Regions from separate parts of the Homo sapiens genome. Here region 1 is linked to region 2. Evidence: read pairs that join two places in POLR2A ChIA-PET (ENCODE). Cell type or tissue: GM12878. All regions are shown on one strand. Links, peaks and the distances in the headings refer to the core of each region. The heading gives the core; the rest is flanking DNA.

The links. Peaks named below come from ENCODE experiments on the same cell type or tissue, not always from the same donor. Only the 100,000 strongest peaks of a DNase experiment are listed, where the experiment ranks them.
Region 1: POLR2A ChIA-PET joins it to region 2 with 14 read pairs; 14 of 35 experiments call an interaction of 5 or more read pairs at or near these places.

The regions. Positions count from the first base shown.
Region 1 is chr2:197,236,092-197,246,387 of GRCh38, forward strand. All of the region lies in intron 1 of ANKRD44 (ankyrin repeat domain 44), which reads right to left. Among named protein-coding and RNA genes, the nearest start is that of ANKRD44-AS1, 43 kb to the left of the region's middle. RefSeq lists an enhancer at 3,569-3,618. In GM12878, for the core only: no CTCF peak of the experiment used is centred there; no DNase peak of the experiment used is centred there; H3K4me3 peaks cover 1,706 bases; H3K27ac peaks cover 3,397 bases.
Region 2 is chr2:197,291,671-197,301,966 of GRCh38, forward strand. The region is part of intron 1 of ANKRD44 (ankyrin repeat domain 44); the gene reads right to left. ANKRD44-IT1 (ANKRD44 intronic transcript 1) reads right to left here. Exons shown (of 6, transcript NR_046837.1): 2 at 9,293-9,743; 3 at 7,812-7,865; 4 at 4,856-4,902; 5 at 4,635-4,729. Among named protein-coding and RNA genes, the nearest start is that of ANKRD44-IT1, 5.7 kb to the right of the region's middle. RefSeq lists enhancers at 5,750-5,799, 6,110-6,169, 10,257-10,296 and a silencer at 7,060-7,109. In GM12878, for the core only: no CTCF peak of the experiment used is centred there; no DNase peak of the experiment used is centred there; H3K4me3 peaks cover 3,904 bases; H3K27ac peaks cover 4,856 bases.

The DNA of each region.
Region 1 (10,296 bases), core at 2,664-7,663, 56 kb before region 2:
CATAAAGATTCAACAAATGCCCAGGATCCCTCAACCCTACTCCTTCTGCAGGGCAAACAGGCTGCAAGGGACTTCTCTTCAAAGCCTTCTCAGAGGGATCAGAATTTAAGTTGAAAGCACTTCTCCTCTCCTGCAGCCTGACTGTGTGTAAGATACAGTCAAAAACTATCACAAAGCCCCTACTATGCCCTAGCTTCTAGTTAGAAGATAGGTAAAGAAGACACGACCTGCCCCAAAATCATCCACAAGTATCTGAACCACCCACTCAAACTGAGGCTGCCACTCACAGGTGTCCTGAACCCCAATTAGCAAATGGTAGAGCCCGGACTCATTTTAAAAAAAGGAGCAGCAGGAGAACATATGCACAGTGTATTTCTGTAGGCCAATAAAAAAGAGGGTGTTATGAAAGATTTCTTGTTTTTAACTTACTGCTATTATGTTGAAGCCTGCTCTGGTCTATGGGGCCTACTAGTTGCCTACTAGTTTCTTCTAATTCTATGGCTGGAGTGTTGCCTATAGATGCCTATTATAGAACTAGTTTCCATTTTCTTTCTCCATTTAATGCAAAAATAGTCTCAATCTAAGCCCAAAACTACTCATCTCTCCCTGCAACAAACTACTCAAAAAAAAAAAAAAAGAATAAAAGAAAGGAAGGAAGGATAGGAGAAAAAGAGAAATTTGACAGTAGCTACTGAGAAAAAGAGAATCCCCGTGCCACTTCAGTCCTGAGTTTGTATAATGAGAGCACACAGTGAGGGAGAAGGTCTGAAGGCTACTGTTTTTAGCTTACTCCCACAGAAGTGGCAAAGGCATATCTGCCTCCAGAAATATTAGAGGAAAAATGGGGAGAAGCAAGACACTGAGGTTTGTCTCTCACTAGAAGTCAAGAAAATAGGAGGAACAAAGTGTTCTTTGATGCCCTGGCAGCGGGGAGAGATGGCAATGGTGTAGAACGGAGCTGATGAGAGGCAGCATAGACTCGTTTTTAGAGCAAACTCGACTCCTTTAAGTCCTTTGCCGTCAACTGTCGATCTTGTATAATAGCCGACTGTATTATTTCTTTCCCTTAAGAATAGACCTTTGTTCTATAGAGTATTGCACCCTTGAATGTTTCAGTACTAGTTACTATAATTAAAAGAAAGGCACAAAATACTATATATGTTCAAAACAAAGATGAATCAATTATTAAATCATCTTTTCTAAGAACTCACCCATCTATAAATAAAACATGTTTGGAAAACAAATATTTTCCTGCCTCTGCTGTTTTTACTTTCAGTAGCATTAACTTAAAAGATACTACTTCAGCAATACTTTTCTCAAGAAATAAAACTCGCCAACCCTCTTGCTTTTAAGCTACACTGCTGAACTCCTTCTGTGGGATTGGACTCTGCTCAAGGGAACATGTGCTCATTAAAAATATTTCATGCCATTAACATTTTCACTAGAAGATTCGGAGTGTGTGATGTCTGTAATGCCGGCTCCATTCACACCCATTGTCCACCCCATAAACGTCTAAATGACAGCTAATATACAACATGTAAATCACTACAAAAGAGAATCGCGCACAGAAAACTGGCACCTAATTACATGTCCCAGAGCATCACTCCCTAAAATACAAAAGGTCTGATTGTTTTATTTATTTTGTGATAGATTTGGAATGAAATCAGCTCCTCTAAAATAATTTTGTCATGAAAGGGAATGTTTAACGCCTTACAAAAGTGACATCCTTGACAAGTCAGCTTGGTTATTTCCATGACTTTCCTTTCCATGCAGTGCACCAGTGCAACTTCCGGATGCCCTTCCACTCCTGAAAATGCTGCAGCCCCTCCCTTCTCAGAGCTTTGGTCCAGACAATTCCCTCTATCTAGAACATCCTACCCACCCTCACCTGATTAAATCCAATTCACCTTTCACATCTCAATTCAAAAGCTACTTGTGCAAGACAGCTTTCCTGACTAGCCCTCCTACCCCAAGTCTAGATGAGATTCTTCCGTTGTATGTGTTCTGGTAGCTTCCTGTGCTCATGTCACAGTTTGTACAGTCATTATATAACTGTGTGGTCCTTTCATTAATATCCATCTTCTACACCAAACTGTAAGCTGTGTCAAGACACAGACTATGCCTGTTTGGCTCACACTGGATTCCCAGAGCCTAACACAATGGCTGGCCTATAGTAGGCACTCATTACATTTGCTGAATGAATAAACAAACCATATCACATCCTGACACTCTACCGTAAAAAAAAATGGTCAGGTCAAATAAAGGCACAGTGAGGAAGATATTTAATAGAAAGTCTGTTCTGAACATTGCCTAGTCAACTGGCTCTACATACTATCAGCACTAGTAAATTGATTGTTCTCAGGTGAATCTGGTTGTATCTTGATCTGTGCTATGATGACAACCTTGACAAAAAAATCAGTCTAACCTAAGGGTAGCATAATACCATAGAAGGATTAGGTTCAGCATCATGTTACAGAAAACCCAAAATAACAGTGGCTTAATCAAGAAAGATATATATATATTTCTCCCTCGTTGTAAACAAGGTCTATAGAAGTTACCCAGGACTGGTATGGTGCTCGATGGTGATAAGGACCCAGGTTCCATCTATCTTTTTTTTTTTAATTTATTTTTTAGATGGAGTCTCACTCTGTCACCCAGGCTGAAGTGCAGTGGTACGATCTCAGCTCACTGCAACCTCAGCCTCCCAGGTTCAAGCAATTCTCCTGCCTCAGCCTCCCGGGTAGCTGGGATTATAGGCATGTACCACCACGCCTGGCAAATTTTTGTATTTTCAGTAGAGACGGGGTTTCGCCATGTTGGCCAGGCTGGTCTTGAACTCCTGACCTCAGGTGATCTGCTCGTCCTGGCCCCCCAACCCGCCTGCCCTGTACCCCTCGGCTGGGAGTACAGGCGTGAACCACCGTGGCTAGCCCAGGTTCCATCTGTCTTGCTGCTCCATTCTCTGTAGCATCTGCTTCTACTTCATGATCCACAATGGCTGCTCAAGTCCAGCAATCTCACCCAATTCCAGGCATCAGGAAGAAAGAATGGGATAAACAAGGGTAATGATCCCCATTTTGTGAAATTTCCACATAAATCCTCTTGCCAGAATACAGTCACAAAGGCATAACTGGCCAAAAGGTAAGCTAGAAAAAATTGTCCTTTTTTCTCTTTGAGACATGGTCTCAGTCACCCAGGCTAGAGAGCATGGCTCACTGAAGCCTTGGCCACCCGGGCTCAAGCAATCCTCCAACCTCAGCCTTCCAAGTAGCTGGGACTACAGGCATGAGCCACCATGCCCAGCTAGTATTTTATTTTTTGTAGACATGGGGTTTCACTATGTTACCCAGGATGGTCTCAAACTCCTGGGCTCAGCCATCTGCCCACTTTGGCCTCCCAAAGTGCTGGGACTGCAGGTGTGAGGCACTGTGCCCGGCCAAAAAAACAGTCTTTAATCCAGGAGAAACATAAATAACTTATAAAGAAAGGAAGATGATATTGGGGAACAGTCAGCAGTTTCTTCCACAGATTACTCAATGCAAGATAACCAACTGTCACTGAGTTCTGCAACGTGTCTTGGTTTTACTTTTGTTTTCTATCTTGATAAATTTTTGCAACATTTACACTGTCCCAAAGGCAGACTTAACATTTCACATTTTATAGACCTGCCAGTTCTATTGCATACCTTTCTTGCTTTAGTAACTAGTTTTTGGGAGTTTCACTATCTCAATGGATTTCATACTCTGAAAAACATAAAAATATGACCAGGTGAACACCTATGTAAAAACTAATGCAACCAATCTGCTTCTTCTCAAATGTCTTCAACGTAGATTTTCAATCAGATGAAGGGCCTTGCATTTTTCTGCAAATCTCTCTAATATATTCCCTTATAATATATGCATTTTTGGTCATATAATTTCTACATTTCCTAAAATAAGAATAGTTGAATTAATGTTTATAGAAGAAAATCTAGATATAAATATATATATATTCAAGAGGTAAACCAGGCATGATGGCTCACGCCTGTAATCTTAGCATTTTGGGAGCCAGAGGCAGGTGAATCGCCTGAGGTCAGGAGTTGGAGAGCAGCCTAGCCAACACGGTGAAACCCTGTCTCTACTAAAAATACGAAAATGAGCTGGGCGTGGTGGTGTGTGCCTGTAATCCCAGCTACTCAGGAGGCTGAGGCACGAGAATCACTTGAGCCCAGGAGGCAGAGGTTGCAGTGAGCCAAGATCGCACCACTGCACTCTAGTCTGGGTGACAGAGCAAGGCTCCAGCTCAAAAAAAAAAAAAAAAAAGAGCCAAGCCAAGACCTTCTTTTAAAAAAAACAAAAAGTTGTTCAGACTTCTACCACTAAGCTCTTGGCATTTCAAAAATTAAGAGAAAGAGCTGGGTAGGAAGCAAGATGGAAATCCCTAAAACTGTTCTAAAAACAGCAATCTAGTGACACTAGCAACAGTTGCTAGAAGCTTAAAGAAAACCTCCACAAAATTGCTAGAGATGCTTCCTCACTTGTTTCTAGCAAGTCTCTCTCTGTGGGTGACAATGTTGGTGCCCAGTTTAGATTCAGTGTCTCTACAGCAGTCTTGAAGCAAGTTTTTTTTTTATTAGCCACAACATGTAAGATTTTACTGTGAACAAAAGTCATCTCAGAAAGCCAGATCCAAGGACATGGCATACTAGATAATAACCAAATCTCACAGTTCGATAGCTACCTCCCCACTTCCCCACACCCCCAACACCCTCTCTTAAAAGTAATTGTCTGCTCTTTGCAATCAGGAAGTTCTACAACAACCCAGCCTATGATCAAAGGCCTCTCCATCAGCTTTCCCCAAATGCATAATCCACAGCTGGCAAAGTCTCAGAAGCATCTTACTGAACATGAATAAATTTGATTTTTGGACTGGGGGTATGCAAAATCTTGTAATGCAGCCCACAGTAATCATGCATTTTAAGTCTATTCCTCCTTTCCAGGGCACATCTTCTCTCTTTTTGGCTCTGCATCCTCTTTCTGAGGCCTACCAAGAGATCGGCCCTGAAAAATTAAAGGGGAATGTCCTATAACCAGAATAGACTCCCAGAAAAGCTAACATCTTAAAAGAAGAAAAGGAAAATAGAATTAAATTTGTCAAAGTATGAGGATGCTAATAAATTCTACACACACATACATACACAGAGGACTTAGTCGTCAAATAAGCTTAGGAAACACTGATTAAATAATGCAAAGGGTTTCTTTCTTGCAGACCTTCTCAGAGCCTTTAATACTGCCACTATGCATCATGGATCTCCAAGAGGGGCACAGTAAATAGATTTTCTACTTGAACTCTTGTTCACCAGAACATCTTATATTAGGCAAGCACTCTGTAGAATACTCATGGAAAAATGCTGGACTGGTAAGAAATATATCAAAATTAAATAGCAACTATCTTGGGTCCAGAAGTTTATGGTAATTTTAATTATTCTATTTCCAAGTTCTCTATAATGAACTTGTATTGCTTTTGCAATCTGGAAAAAGTTATGTAAAATTTAAAAAAAACATTTGAATCTATATTAACATTTTTAAAAATAAGAAGTTTCAGAAGGTAAGATTTTTCTTTTTTCTAAGAAGTAGAGGTACTTATTGTTCTTTAAGATTTATTATATGCCTCCATTGTGCCAGGTTTTGATAGTAACATGAGAATAAAAAGGAAGAATCATTTCAATGATTCACTACATAGTGCTGGTGGCCTGAAAGAGGAAAAGAAACTCTTTAAAGAGTTCCTCCTCTGCTAATAAATAAGCCAAAAACCTTCAAACATAATAAAAATACTTGTACAATATTAATCTTAAAAATACATATTACTGTGCTTTTCTTCCCAAACCATTTAAAAAAATCTCCCTTTAGGTTTAATGTCTTGATTAATCTTTTTTAAAATAGTCTATATATAAAAACTTGCTAGGGTGCATTATAAGTAAAACTTTATCAGTAGATCCTTGTTAAACTTTATTACTTATTATTTCATCAATTTATTGAATGCCTTTTATGTGCCAGGAAATGCACTATTATTGAAAAATTCAATGAAAACAGGTCCTTCCTCATGACTAGTTTATTTTAGTAGCTGATTATCTAAATAAATTTAATACCATTTACTAATTGATAAACAGTACAGAAAAGTTATAACAGATCTATGTAGCAAATATTTTATAATATAATGGTATTTTATAATATAATGGTACTTCATTTCAGTTTGATAATCACAGCAACTTGGACAATCTAGAAAAGCAAAATCAAATTTTAATTCTGGCCAAAGGAAAACCACGTTCAATATGCTTGATCCTAAGGCTCCCCACATTTCCAGTTATACCAGGTTTCTCAAAAGAGACAGGAGGAGCCAGACATCAAAGTCCATCTCCAGCCAACCTACAAACCACTTTCTTGCTAAAACATTTCTATCCCCAATTATAACCACAATGACTAGATTAAACTGGTATGGCCACCTCTCTAGGTTCACCTTAAAAAAAGGGCTCATCTTCTAACCTTACCAGGCTGTTCCCCCTATGGAATATTCTTAGGCAATGCTGGAATGGTCCCCGTCTTTCCAGCTGAGACGAAAGTCAAGAATGGTTAACAGGACACTCTAGTCTAGGAGAGTTGGGACTTGACTCACCTATCAAGAGAGGCAAAGGACATGCTTTTATTTACCTGGGCCTCAACACTCAAGATGAGACCAGAAAGCCTCAGAGTCATCTCTCTACAGCCCAAAGGGGAGAAACAGGGGAATTAAGTCAGGAAAAGCTCAACTGTCAGACCTGTCAGTCCGCCAGGCTAACCACAACCAGATGTAAGGGCCACAAATAGGCACAAGTTCCTTTGCTTCCAGACCTGGATAAAGAGATCACATTCTGTGACTAGCAACTTAATCGCTTAGGAAAATTATGTTGCCCTGCCTAATTACAGCTCTGCTGGAACTCAGTTTCTAGAAAGTGTTGAGATTTCCTCCAATTTCACTGAGCAAGTGCTCTAATGATTGCAGTAGATACACAGAATAATATTAGAAAAGCTCTTTATTTAGAGGAGTTTCCATGAATCAAATCAAAACAAAACAAAGTCCACCATTTTGAAGCATTTACTATACATATATGGTGACTGCATATGTAATATGTTTCTAGTTCATACTGCTGAATGTCTTAAGAAGTCACTATTCCAGCCAACAGCAGGAAGAAAGACTTTAAAAAAATAAAATAAATAAAACCCTTAAAGAACCTAAGAAACAAGGAATCCAATGTCACAGGAATACAGCTTTAGGACAAAAAAAAAAATGTCTTAAAGAGAAACTTGGGCCTGAACTCTACATTTTGTATGTGTTAACTGAATCCATGCTAATAAATTCAAGTGAGTTGGGCCTTCCTAAAACTAACATAATTAAAATATAACTGAAAACTCAGAAAACCTGTAGAGGACTATCTTAGTCCACTTGAGTTGCTATAACAAAATACCTTAGACTGGATATAAGGTTAACTTATAAACAACAGAGATTTATTGCTCACAGTTCTGGAGACTGGCAAGTCCAAGATCAAGGTGCCAGCAGATTTGATATCTGGTGAAGGCCTGTTCCTCACGGATGGCACCTTCTTGCTGTGCCCTCATGTGGCAGAGGGGGCAAACAAGCTCCCTTGGGCCTCTTTCATAAGGGCACAAATCCCATTCATGAGGCCTGAGCCTTCATGACCTAATCACTCCCAAAGGCTCCACCTCCTAACATGATCACACTGGGGATTAAGTTTCAACATATGAATTTTGGTGGGGACACAAACATTCAAACATTCAAACCATAGCAAGGAAGGACATAGGACATATGTGTGGGCTCCAATCAGGGGAGTTAAGAAATCGTATAGTATTATGAATAGACATTGAACTATTATTCTTCCACCCAGGAATGCAAACATAAGATGACATATGGATAAAAGTTAGCGAACACTCATCGCTGTCATCCAAAACAAAAGTATCAAAACCAAATACTCCTCACAACTGGGAGACCCATCTCAAAGCACAAAGAAATTCAACCCAACTTAGGTAGCTATAACTGGCAGAGGAAGCAGCTGCTACTAAAGTTTCAACTTTCTTAATAGCTCATGTCAGCAGCAACACAAAAGGTACAGTGATTTTTTAAATGCTTGGACAAGACTCTATTAAGCAACTACGTATAGTGTAATGGGAAAATTGAGTTAAATTTGTGCATCACAGAATACAATGGCAATAGAAGAAAGCCACTTCCCACCTTCTTATTAATTTAGCAAAGAAGAATGTGTCATCAGCCTCCAGACTGGTCAGTATATAAGCAGCAGGCAGTATTTTTTGTTTACCTTCCTGTCTTTCTGAATGATCACCCAAACATCCATTTACAGTGTTCCTAATATTATTTGCTAATATCATGTCTATTTATGGTCACCAACCACATGTTGGGATAGAATTGGTACAAAATACCATGTGTTTCATGTGTCAGAACTCATCTACCAGTTGAAACTGTTGCAGGGGAGATAGAAAAATGGAAGATGGGAAAAATCACAACATTTACAAAGACAGCTCAGCTTACGATTATTCACCTTCTACCCTATCAAATCTAACTAATGCCAGGCTGTGGTTTGACAATCTTTTAAAGAGAGCTGACTCTACATCTCAAGCAGTGATGCTAATTTTCTGTTTAGCTATGTATCTCCGTGTTCTAGCAAAATGACCTATCATATTCCATACATAGTAAAAGCATGTGTATAAGTGGGTGACCCTGTGGGTAGCCAATTTTGAATTTACAGTTGGCCCTCCATATGATGGGTTCTGCATCTGCCATTGGTTTAATTCAACCAACCGCAAATCTAAAATATTTAGGGAAAAAAATAAAAAATAATAATACAATAATAAAGGCCGGGTGTGGTAGCTCATGCCTGTAAATCCAGCACTTTGGGAGGCCAAGGTGGGTCCGGATTTTGAGACCAACCTGGCCAACATGGTAAGACCCATCTCTACTAAAAATACAAAAATTAGCCAGGAATGGTGGTGCAGTCCTGTAATCCCAGCTCCTGGGGAGGCTGAGAGAGGAGAATCACTTGAACCCAGGAGGTGAACATTGCAGTGAGCCGAGATTGTGCCACTGCACTCCAGCCTGGGCAACAGAGCAAGACTCCATCTCAATAATAATAATAATACAAATAAAAAGATATAGTATAACAACGGTTTACATAGCATTTACATTGTATTAGGTATTATAAGCAATCTAGAGATGATTTACAGTATATGGGAGAAAGTACATAGGTTATGTGCAAATACGACACCATTTTATGTCAGGGACTTGAGCATCCCTGGATTTGGATATCTACAATAGTCCTGGAACCAATACCCCATGGATACCAAGGGACAGCAGTATACATACTCAACTTAGTTTAAGAAAACATATGAATATTCTGATTTACAAAGCAGATAAAATTGAGGGTACTCATTTACCTTACATAATAAAAAGGCCATTTGCTATAGTCTTTTCCCACCTAAAGGGGAAGGGAGAAACTTAACAGCAAAGCTGTTTGTAGGGTTATTTTTCCTAACAGTGGTACAAACTGCCTGTCCCACGGAATTACCATGAGGCCACATTCCTTATCTCTATGTATTACTCTATTACTCTAAAACCTCTCGCATTTAGGGAAAATTAGAAGGCCAGGAAAGTGAATCAAGACTGATCAAATAAAAGCTCAACCTAAATTCTTTCAGAAACATTCCAAAAACTAAGAAGGAAGAGAAATAAAATATATTCCCTAATACAGTTCTCAGCTATCATGTAAACCCTTTTACCAAATTGAGAGTAGAAAACAGATAACAGGAAAAGGGAGGGGTGAATAAGCAGTTGAACTCTATCCCAGTGCTTCATCCCTAATGACCTGCTGTGTCCCCAAACCAGAAAATGACATCAGAGACATGAGCACAACATGGCCACATGAGTCCTGATGAAGACCAGGCTTTGAAGAATGAAATGTAAGGAAGACATGGGGTGACAGAGGAGAGTCCTCCTATAATCCCATGAATGACTGTGCCCTGCCTACCTAACTCCTAGATTTTTATTTTTATTTATTTTATTTATTTATTTAGACAGTGATCTCACTCTGTCACCCAGGCTGGAGTACAATGGCAGCAACATAGCTCACTGCAGCCTGGAATTCCTGGGCTCAAGTGATACTCCCGTCTCAGCCTCCCATGTAGCTAGGACTACAAGTATGCACCACTACATCTGGCTTTTTTTTTTTTTTTTTTTTTTTTTAGAGATGGGGTA
Region 2 (10,296 bases), core at 2,789-7,788:
CATGTATTTTTTTTAAATTATACTTTAAGTTCTAGGGTACATGTGCACAATGTGCAGGTTTGATACATATGTATACATGTGCCATGTTGGCTTGCTGCACCCATTAACTCGTCATTTACATTAGGTATTTCTCCAAATGCTATCCCTCCCCCATCCCACCACCCCACGACAGGCCCCAGTGTGTGATGTTCCCTGCTCTGTGTCCAAGTGATCTCATTGTTCAATTCCCACCTATGAGTGAGAACATGCAGTGTTTGCTCTTCTGTCCCTGTGATAGTTTGCTGAGGATGATGGTTTCCACCTCCATCCATGTCCCTGCAAAGGACATGAACTCATCCCTTTTTTATGGCTGCATAGTATTCTACTGTGTATATGTGCCACATTTTCTTAATCCAGTCTATCAGTGATGGACATTTGAATTGGTTCCAAGTCTTTGCTATTGTGAATAGTGCCACAATAAACATATGTGTGCATGTGTCTTTATAGTAGAATGATTCATAATCCTTTGGATATATACCCAGTAATGGGATTGCTGGGTCAAATAGTATTTCTAGTTCTAGATTCTTGAGAGATCGCCACACTGTCTTCCACAATGGTTGAACTAACTTACACTCCCACCAACAGTGTAAAAGCATTCCTATTTATCCACATCCTCTCCAGCACCTGCGGTTTCCTGACTTTTTAATGATCGCCATTCTAACTGGCATGAGATGGTGTCTCATTGTGGTTTTGATTTGCATTTATCTGATGACCAGTGATGATGTTGCTCATGTATTTTTTAAGTGAAGGTGGGACACTCAAATCACAATAGTGTTTAAATTCCATTCAACACATTTTAAACAGTGATATAATGTTTCCATTTTAAAAGTCAACATTTGTATTATGCCAGGAATTACATCCTTTGTATCTTTCCAACTTTGTGATGAAAAACTTTAGATGTCAACCCCCCAAAAAATGTGCAAGGGAATACATAGCGTATAAAAATCTTTTGGTGGTAGGGGTTGGGGATAAAAAATGTTGCCATGAGCTACTTGTAAGCATCAGTAGATGGCCCAGCATGGCCATCCTCTCAGTCCACCCAGGATCGGTGATGGAAATCACACTCTGCCTCCTTTGGGCCCTACTTAGCAAGATGCTTTAAACCAAGAGTGCACATTAACAGTGACTTCCTGTGCAAGTCTTTAAAGAGCTGTCCCAGTTAAAGCCTGTCCAAAATCTCCACAGTACAAAAAAATGGTGAGTAAAACATTTCTTCCCATACTGTTTCCTTGACTGGAGAAGTTGTCCCAGATCTGTTCATGTCATGACACACTAAGCCATCAGCCACACATTCTTGACTATACATATTTATCAAGACACCAAGAAGAAAAAATCCACCAAACAAATATTAGCAATATTTTATATCACCAATCTTTTTACTAGGGTTATTTACATAACCAAAAATTAATCACTTCCTGTCCTTCCTCTGTTCATGGTAAAGATCCCAAGAGGAGAAAAAGAAGGTAGATAAAGTAGATAAAAGAAGGGAAGGATGGTGAAGGAAAAAACACAGCAGCAGAGACTGGCACTACATCATTCACTTATTCAATAGTCACTGCTAATCTACTACTACTGAGTTAACCAGAGTCTTAGATACTAAAAAGTTGGGGTACAAACATTTTCCCCCAGAAGTGAAGAGAAATTCAGTGGCTTAGCTCCAACCTTCCCAAGACACACACTAATCAAGGGGCTAAAAATGGACTGAAACCAGAAGTGAGAGCCTCAATGAAGAAACTTTCCCCACTCCATGTAAGCAGGAAAATGAAAGAGTTCATTAAACATATCTGCATTTACACACATCTAAAGATTAGGCAGTGCTGTGACAAATGTTCCCTTCAGATGGCCAATCTTAAATACATCTCACAAAATTCTAAAAAAAGAAAACAAAGCATATTAGAGAGGAATTTTGGGGATGAGGGCATGGGAAAGCCTTAGTATTTCAGGATTATTACCAGTCACAAGTGTTTTCAAATAAGAATGAAGTTCCACGGTCTTCTGTGTATCACAAAGATCTTTACCCACAGGGGAACGATGAGGCAATATCCTTATGGCCTTGCACACAATGGGCTCCTTCTTCTAGACCAGCTTAGAAGTGGGTGATACATTCTAATCTGGATAATGCAGATGATACGATACTAGAACCACATGATAATTACCCAGGCGGCAGCCTTCAGCATTCTATCACAGGGTGTTTATACAGCATTTTAGGCTGTATCCTAAATATAACTGCAGAAATGACACGTGATTTTATAAGTGCTGTTTAAGAACAGGATAGGCAAATGAAATGCACCTCAGACTGAGCCAGAAAAAATAAGAGCTCTACCTCCACTAACAATCAACAAGCAAAGTAACAGCCACTGGCCTCGGTTTCTCCCTATGAAAAATGGGGATTCTAATGCTCATCTCCTGTCTTCACCAGACAATTTATAATATTGTTCAGAAAATGCTGGAGGTCCCAGACAGCTTAGGTACTCGGTCACTGTCCATGTTTTCTAAAGTTGTACACTACATTAATTTCTTTACAAATCTTTTAAACAAGTTTCTTTAGTCTTAATTCTCTCTGAAGGATAGAGAAAAGGAGGTCAGTCAACACGTGTCATCTTTCATATAGAAGTTAGTTTCACTTCTGAGAAAAGTGAACCTTTATATGAAAGATGACATGTTGACTGACCTCCTTTCTGGCCTCGCTAACCAGTTCAAGGTGCCCATCTTCATCCAAGATCAAACAGAACTCCAGGCCTAGGAGGAGTTTCATAATAACTCAAATGACTCTGGAAGTACAAGAGCAAGAGTCAGATGCTCTTTATAATTCTAATGAAATGAACACTGGAAACCACACACACACATATTTTCATTCTCTCTCTGTCTCTCTGCACCACCCCTCCGCCCCAACACACACACAAACTTATAACCCACACAGAAATTACCAGACTTAGCTTCAGAGAGAACCTTCTAGAATAATGAGCAACATTAGATTAGTAGACAGCTTTAAGATTTATTTTTAATTGTATAATTTCCATTTGTAATACTTGACCTTTAAACTGTGTTTGCTTAAAATTAGCCTCCTACAAAATTAAGGCTATTTCCATCCCCATATTAATCTAGAGTCTCTACTTGGGGAATAGAAAATATTAAGATTTCTGTTTTGCTCTCATATATAAGAAGTAAAGATCTCTCTTCCCCCATCTTGGCTCTTTGAGTGCATCAAAAGTACATATTAACTGTTTCTGAGTCCACATCTGGAGTTTAAAAATCCTATAGAAAAGGCAAGTGATTTAAAATATAAACATATGGCTTCCTTCTCTACAGTGATTCCTAGGCAGAGGGAAAAAAAAGTTGAGTACAAACAAAACTATTGTTTTAAGGAGGATTGTTTCTAATTGAAAGCATACCAAAAAAGCTAACTAAGCTTCTACTTTCTCCTGGAGAAAATAATAAAAGCAAGAATTCCCACCTCAATCTAATTAAATCTAGATCAAAGTGCAACTTAGGTAACACTAGGACTGTAAGAGTGTAGCACTCGATTTCTGAAGAGGATGGCCCCAAGTCTGCCCTTGAGTTAGAGCAAGAGGTTGGCAAATTTTTTCCTGTAAAAGGCCAGATAATAAATATTTTCAGCTTTGCTGACCCTATAGTCTTTGCCACAACTACTCAACTCTGCTGTTGTAGCGCCCATAGACAAGACGTAAACAAATAATACAACTTTATTTATGGACAAAGAAATTAGAATTTTGTTTAATTTTTATGTGTTGCAAAGTATTATCCTTTTGATCCTTTTCAATCACTTAATATAAAAACTATCCTTGGCTCACGGGCCATTTAAAGCAGGCAGCAGGCCATATGTGTCCTGTGGATAGTAGTCTGCAACCCCTGGGTTAAAACTATAGAAGACTGGAGCAGCTGCAAGAATAAACTCTAAAACAATGTCCTCATTTCTTAAAGAAAACTGAGGCCCAAGGAGGTATAATGACTGGCCAGGATCTCACAGCCAATTCATGGCAGGAATGGAGTTAAGAAAAATACTATTCAGCCTCTGGAAGAGCTGGTTGAAAAGGTAAAAGCAAGGCTGGGCACGGTGGTTTGCTCTTTCCTATAATCCCAGCACTTTGGGAGGCTGAGGTGGGCAGATCCCTTGAGTTCAGGAGTTCAAGACCAGACTGGGCAACATGGTGAAACCCTGTCCCTACAAAAAGTGAGCCAGGTGGCATGGAGGTACATGCCTGTAGTCCCAGCTACTCAGGAGGCTGAAGCGGGAGGATCACCTGAGCCCAGGAGGTCGAGCTATGATGGCACCACTGCACTCCAGCCTAGGTGGCAGATTGAGACCCTGTCTCAAAAAAATAAAAAAGAAAAGAAGAAGAAATAAAAAGAAAAGGTAAAGCAGTAATGAAGAAATGTCCTGCTTGAGTTCAACTCACCAGGACAGGCAGTGGGGTGCTTAAAACCAGAGTTGTTGCAGGAACCTAGTCACTAGTCATAGAAGCTCCTAATACCTGACTTCCCACTGTGTAAAATAATTTGTTACCTGCCTGTCACCTACACTCATTCTGAAGGTCCTATATCAGCCACTAGGACCTTTTGAGGGGCCAAATTACCTGTCAGCCTGATTCTTTTCAGCCTTCTGAGTGACACAGCTCTGGTTGTTTCTTTTGCAGTGTAAGTAACAACCTCCACTTTTGTTAGTCCAATCCTAGAACTCCCAAGATATAAGTGTCAATGTGGCTGAACAGCAAGGATCAATGTCAATTATTTCAAAGAACAAAGGACAGCAGGTGACCAATTAAGCTTAAAGTTCAACAGCATCTCCAACACTCACCTAAGAAACTAACAGTCAATCTCCTTCCCGCTCCTAATTCCTTCCCTCTAAAAGAATAAATAAATAAGTTTCTTAATGGTTTTCTCTTATTTTTCCTTATTCCACCTTTTCTTATACCAATTCTCATTTTCATTTCCTGTGACCCTTTTTACTTTGCCCTACATCTCAACCAAGAATCACCTCAAATTGAAATGCTTTGTTAGAATTAAGATACATACACATATCCAATGATGTTTAAATTATCTGCTCTTTAAGTAGCATTCTATAGTTTTAAAAGGGAAAAAACCCCAAATTAAAGTAACTTTTTACAATGTATCTTTCATCTAACTTTTTAAGTCACATTTTATCAGAGAAGTTTGTTTTCTACCGTTATAAATTAATTCGAGACTTGAAATTTTACACCAATGTTTTTTAGACATTCTGCTGTGATGATTTTTTATGAAGATTACTCTATCAACTTTTGTTTTTACACACTTCCTCAAAAAGACACAGTTTTATATTTCTGTGAAGAGGAAGTGGCATTCTTATAAGTAATTTTCAAAGTTCTTTTTGACAACTTAAATAAAAAATGACTGCAAACTCCTGAGAATCTTTTCAACACAAATTGATCCTCCTAGATCTATCTAAACATAAGATTCTTTGGTCAAATAAACTAAGTCAATTGATTTGATAAAACCAAAATGAAAGAAAAATGTAATTCCTAAAGCTGTAGGAACCAAACACTACAATTCATACCGAAGTATGGAAATTCCATACAAAAATAAAACAAACAAACTCTTTCTACCAATGTTGTTTAAGTGAGAGAGAGAAAGAAGACTAGTTAAAAGGTCATAAATATAAAACAAAAACAAACTCAAATCATATTTTCATAGAGCTGAAATTGACCTGAGAAAACTGGTCTCTTTAATGTGACAAATGAGGAACCAGCCCAAGATTCAGAGACTATTTATTATAGAGTGCCAACCAAGGACCACCTGCTATACAAAGACTTTTCCCACTTGATTATCACAACTTCCCCGTAAAGCAAGTATTATTTTACCCATCTTACAGTCAAGGAAAGTTGTGTCACAGGAAGATGGACACAGCTTGTTAGGAGTAGCGCTGTGCACATAGCCCAGGTCTCCAGACATCAACTTTAGTATTCTAAATATACAACTCACACGGAGCATTTTTGGAAATTGTTCGGTTAGATGCCACAATATTTTAAAATATTATACATAAAATACAGTACCCTGAAACCTTGATAGAAGACTCCTTGCTACAAAGCAGAGCTACTTAAAAAGATTGTTTCTTCTTGGCTGCTACGAAAAGGAGCATTAGCAACTAAACATTGCACTCATCTCATGAGCCCCAAGACCTAATTATACTAAGGCTCCAAAGTACAAAACCCTTAGTCACATGGCTTCTAAATTACTCATGACAGTATCATTTACTCAAGTCACAGCTGGCCACTTCTTATGCTTATGGTCTATTCTTAAATCTGGACTCCGTTAAGAAGGATATAGAAAGATTTTTACACTTGTAGAAATAAAGGAAGATATTTCAGCATGTCTGAAGCAATGGTGAAACCACTCAAGGCAACAACAAACACCTACTTCCTGTTCAGGTAAGAAGAGAGGCATGGCAGCCAGGCCCATTAGAATTGAGACCTTGTAACTGTTTGCTGCCTTTAAGAACTACACGGTATAATTAAAAGCATAGTTTAAAAGTCAATGTAAGAAAGCGATTTTTGGCAACTCTAGTATCTAAATTCCCTTCCAAATATCTTACACTGGACAAGCCAAATCCAGGTCTTCCTAAAAGCACACAAGATGGGATTCTAAGACCAATGCTCAAGTATTTGACTCAAGTTATGGAGCCACTTAAACTAAGTCAATAGATGTGTGGACCACACAACTAGCTCAGAAGCATATTTCCTTGGGCAGCAAAACCAGAAAAATCATGTGCTTTTATGGACAAACAGAAAGGATTCTAACAACTTTACTGAAGGCATTCTATCAAGCGAGAGTGGAGGCCTTAAGAGGGGCACAAAGGTGGCAGGAAGAAGTAAAAAGAAAAATAGTTTCCAAAAAGAATGTATCACTTAAATAGGTGCCCTGAGAAAATGCTAAAGTAGGCCAAGCATGGTGGCTCATGCCTGTAATCTCAGCACTTTGGAAAGCCAAGCAGATCACTTGATTCCAGGAGTTCGAGACCAGCCTGGGCAACATGGTGAAACTCATCTCTACTAAAAATACAAAAACTAGCCAGGTGTAGTGGCACGCACCTGTAGTCCCAGGTACTCAGGAGGCTGAGGTGGGAGACTCAACTGAGCCCCGGAAGTCAAGGCTGCAGTGAGCTGTGATCGCACCATTACACTCTAGCATGGGTGACAGAGTGAGATCCTGTTTCAAAAAAAAAAAAGAAAGAGAGAGAAAATGCTAGAGTTTTATAGTTTCTAGTTTTGTAAAAGGACTCTCTTTTTAAACATAACCACAATATCCTATTCACACTTTAAATCATCAAATATCCAGTCAGTATTCAAATTTCCCCAATTATCTCAAAGAAGTGTGCTTTTTTAAGTTTGTTTAAATCAGAATCCAAATCTATTCACTGCAACTAGTCTGAATGTATCTTAATTCTCTTTTAATTTATGGATTTATATTTCCTCTCCATCTTTTTTTTTTCCTCTTACAATTGATTTTTTAAATAAATGAGGTCTGTTTTTTCTGTAGGCATCCCATAGTCTGGATTTTGTAATTTCTTATTTAACAAATATGTATAAGATTAAAAACAAGTCATCTCTAGATCCGGCAATCCCACTCCTGGGTATCTACCCAGAGGAAAAGAAGTCATAAGAAAAAGGTACTTGCACATGCATGTTTACAGCAGCACAATTCACAATTGCAAAAATATGGAACCAGCTCAAATGCCCATCAATCAATGAGTGGATAAAGAAAGTGTGGTAGATACATACCATGGAATACTACTCAGCCATAAAAAGGAATGAAATAATGGCATTTGCAGCAACCTGGATGGAATTGGAGACGATTATTCTAACTGAAATAACTCAGAAATGGAAAAACAAACATCATATGTTCTCACTCATTAGTAGGAGCTAAGCTATGAAGACACGAAGGCATAAGAATGATATAATGAGCTTTGGGGAATCAGGGAAATGGTGAGAAAGGAGTGAGGGATAAAAGACTACACATTGGGTACAGTTCTTTAGTGGTGACAGGTGCACCAAAATCTCAGAAATCACCACTAAAGAACTTATTCATGTAATCAAACACCACCCATTCCCCAAAAACCTATGGAAATAATTTTTTAAGAAGGAAAAAAAAGTCATCTTTAAACATACTACATTATTCCATCAATGGCCTACATCACCAAACCATCTAGATCCTTTCAATGAAGTCCTTGCTACTCCAAAATACATGTTTGTTCACAAAATGTTGCCATGGTACCTCATGCAACATTCTATCCAAGCCAGGGGTATCATGGACACAGAAGGGCCCATAAGGCAACACCTTACTTTAATGCTTCAATACTTTTTGGAACAAAGTAAATACAAATTAATTTGTAAAAAGTCATGTGCAACAAATGGAAACAATGAGTTTTGCTTAGGCACAAATTCATCAATTCAAGTTTTCAGGCAGAGGGCATGTAGTACCTATCAAAGAACTCAACTGAGAAAAATGTGTTAATATGCAAACACCTCTCCTATCCAGTTTGCAAATTGGATATTTCCTTACCTCTTCTTCCTACCTAACATGAACCCTATGACTCAGTAAATTTAGTCACCAGGTTACCTGAAAGGGACACAACACGTCACTCACCTGGGTTCTACCCACATCTGCTGCCTGAATCATTCCCTTCCTCAAGTACCGCTTAGACTCCCTCCAGCTCCCTTCTTAATGACTTTGCCCATCTCTGGACTCCTGAAGTCCCTAATCAATACCCCTAAGCATAGTCTAAACCTGCACTATATGTGGATTGATAACTGTTTCATATGCCACATGAACTCAATAAACTTTAAAGAGGGCCTTTCATGTGCAAGGCATTCAGTATCATCTAACTAGACTGTGAGCTCCATGGGGAAAAAGGCCTCTTGTGATACTGCACCTATTTCAAGAATCCTAATGTGTGATGGCTAAGAATGTGCACCTTGGAGTTGAGCTTGCCCAGATGTGACTCCCAGAGTCATGCGACCCTGAAAAAAATTACTCGACCTCTCAGTTTTCATTTTCCTTTTTTTTTTTTTTTTTTTTTTGAGACAGAGTTTCACTCTTGTCGCCCAGGCTGGAGTGCAATGGCACAATCTCGGCTCACTGCAACCTCGTCCTCCCAGGTTCAAGCAATTCTCCTGCCTCAGCCTCCCAAGTAGCTGGGATTACAAGTGCTTGCCACCACACCTGACTAATTTTTGTATTTTTAGTAGAAATGGGGTTTCACCATCTCTAGCCATCTCTGGCCATCTCTCTGGCCAGGCTGGTCTCGAACTCCTGACCTCAGGTGAGCCATCTTCCTCGGCCTTCCAAAGTGCTGGGATTACAGGCATGAGCCACCGCACCCGGCTTCATTTTCCTCATCTTTAAAATGAAATGATGATAGCCATCCTCTCATAAAAATATTAGGATTAAATCACGTAAAGCATGATTCTTGTCTTGTCTCCTTGTTCCCAATTCTTTCTGTCTGGTTTCTATTTTATTGTGCCTGTTCTTACCTGTCCTTCCCTTTTGTGGAGAAGGGGAGAGCAGAGAGCCCCAGCAGAGCTATGCTGTATCATTGCTATGTAGATGGAGCTCATTAAACACCCCTCGATTGCTTGAATACATGGGAGATCCACTCTTAGAACATTTAGGGACAATATTTCCTGTCCCCTCATGTCACCTTGATACTTCCCCTGAAAAGAAATGGAACTGAGAATTACCTACGACTGAGAATTACCTACAGTGCTAACCATCCTCACAACCAAAAGCACAGTTTAAAAAGAGGGAAAATATAACCAGAAAATAGGACAATATGTGATCTTTTATCTTTTCATAGGGCAGAAAACTTTCTCTTAATTTTGTTTGAATGGAAATTTGACATCCCAGTGTAAAATGAAAGCTGTTTATAGAAGTGTTTCTCTTTTCTTTGTTTGAGTACTTCATGAGTAAAAAACATTTGAACATGTACATATACAGATACATATACATATTTATATTCAATCACTTAACAAATATTTATTGAGCATTTACTATGCACCTTACCCTGTTTTAAGTGCTAAAGACACAGCAGTGAATGAACCAAACTAACAAAATAATCTTTGTCCTGTTATCTATATCTTAGCCACATGTAAGTTTTGGTTTTTAAAATGGGGGGAGTCAAATATATGGTATGAGGGATTTACACTGTGGAGGAAAATAAAGAAAGGCAGACAGGAAATGTGGAGTGGGCATTTTAAATAGTGTGGT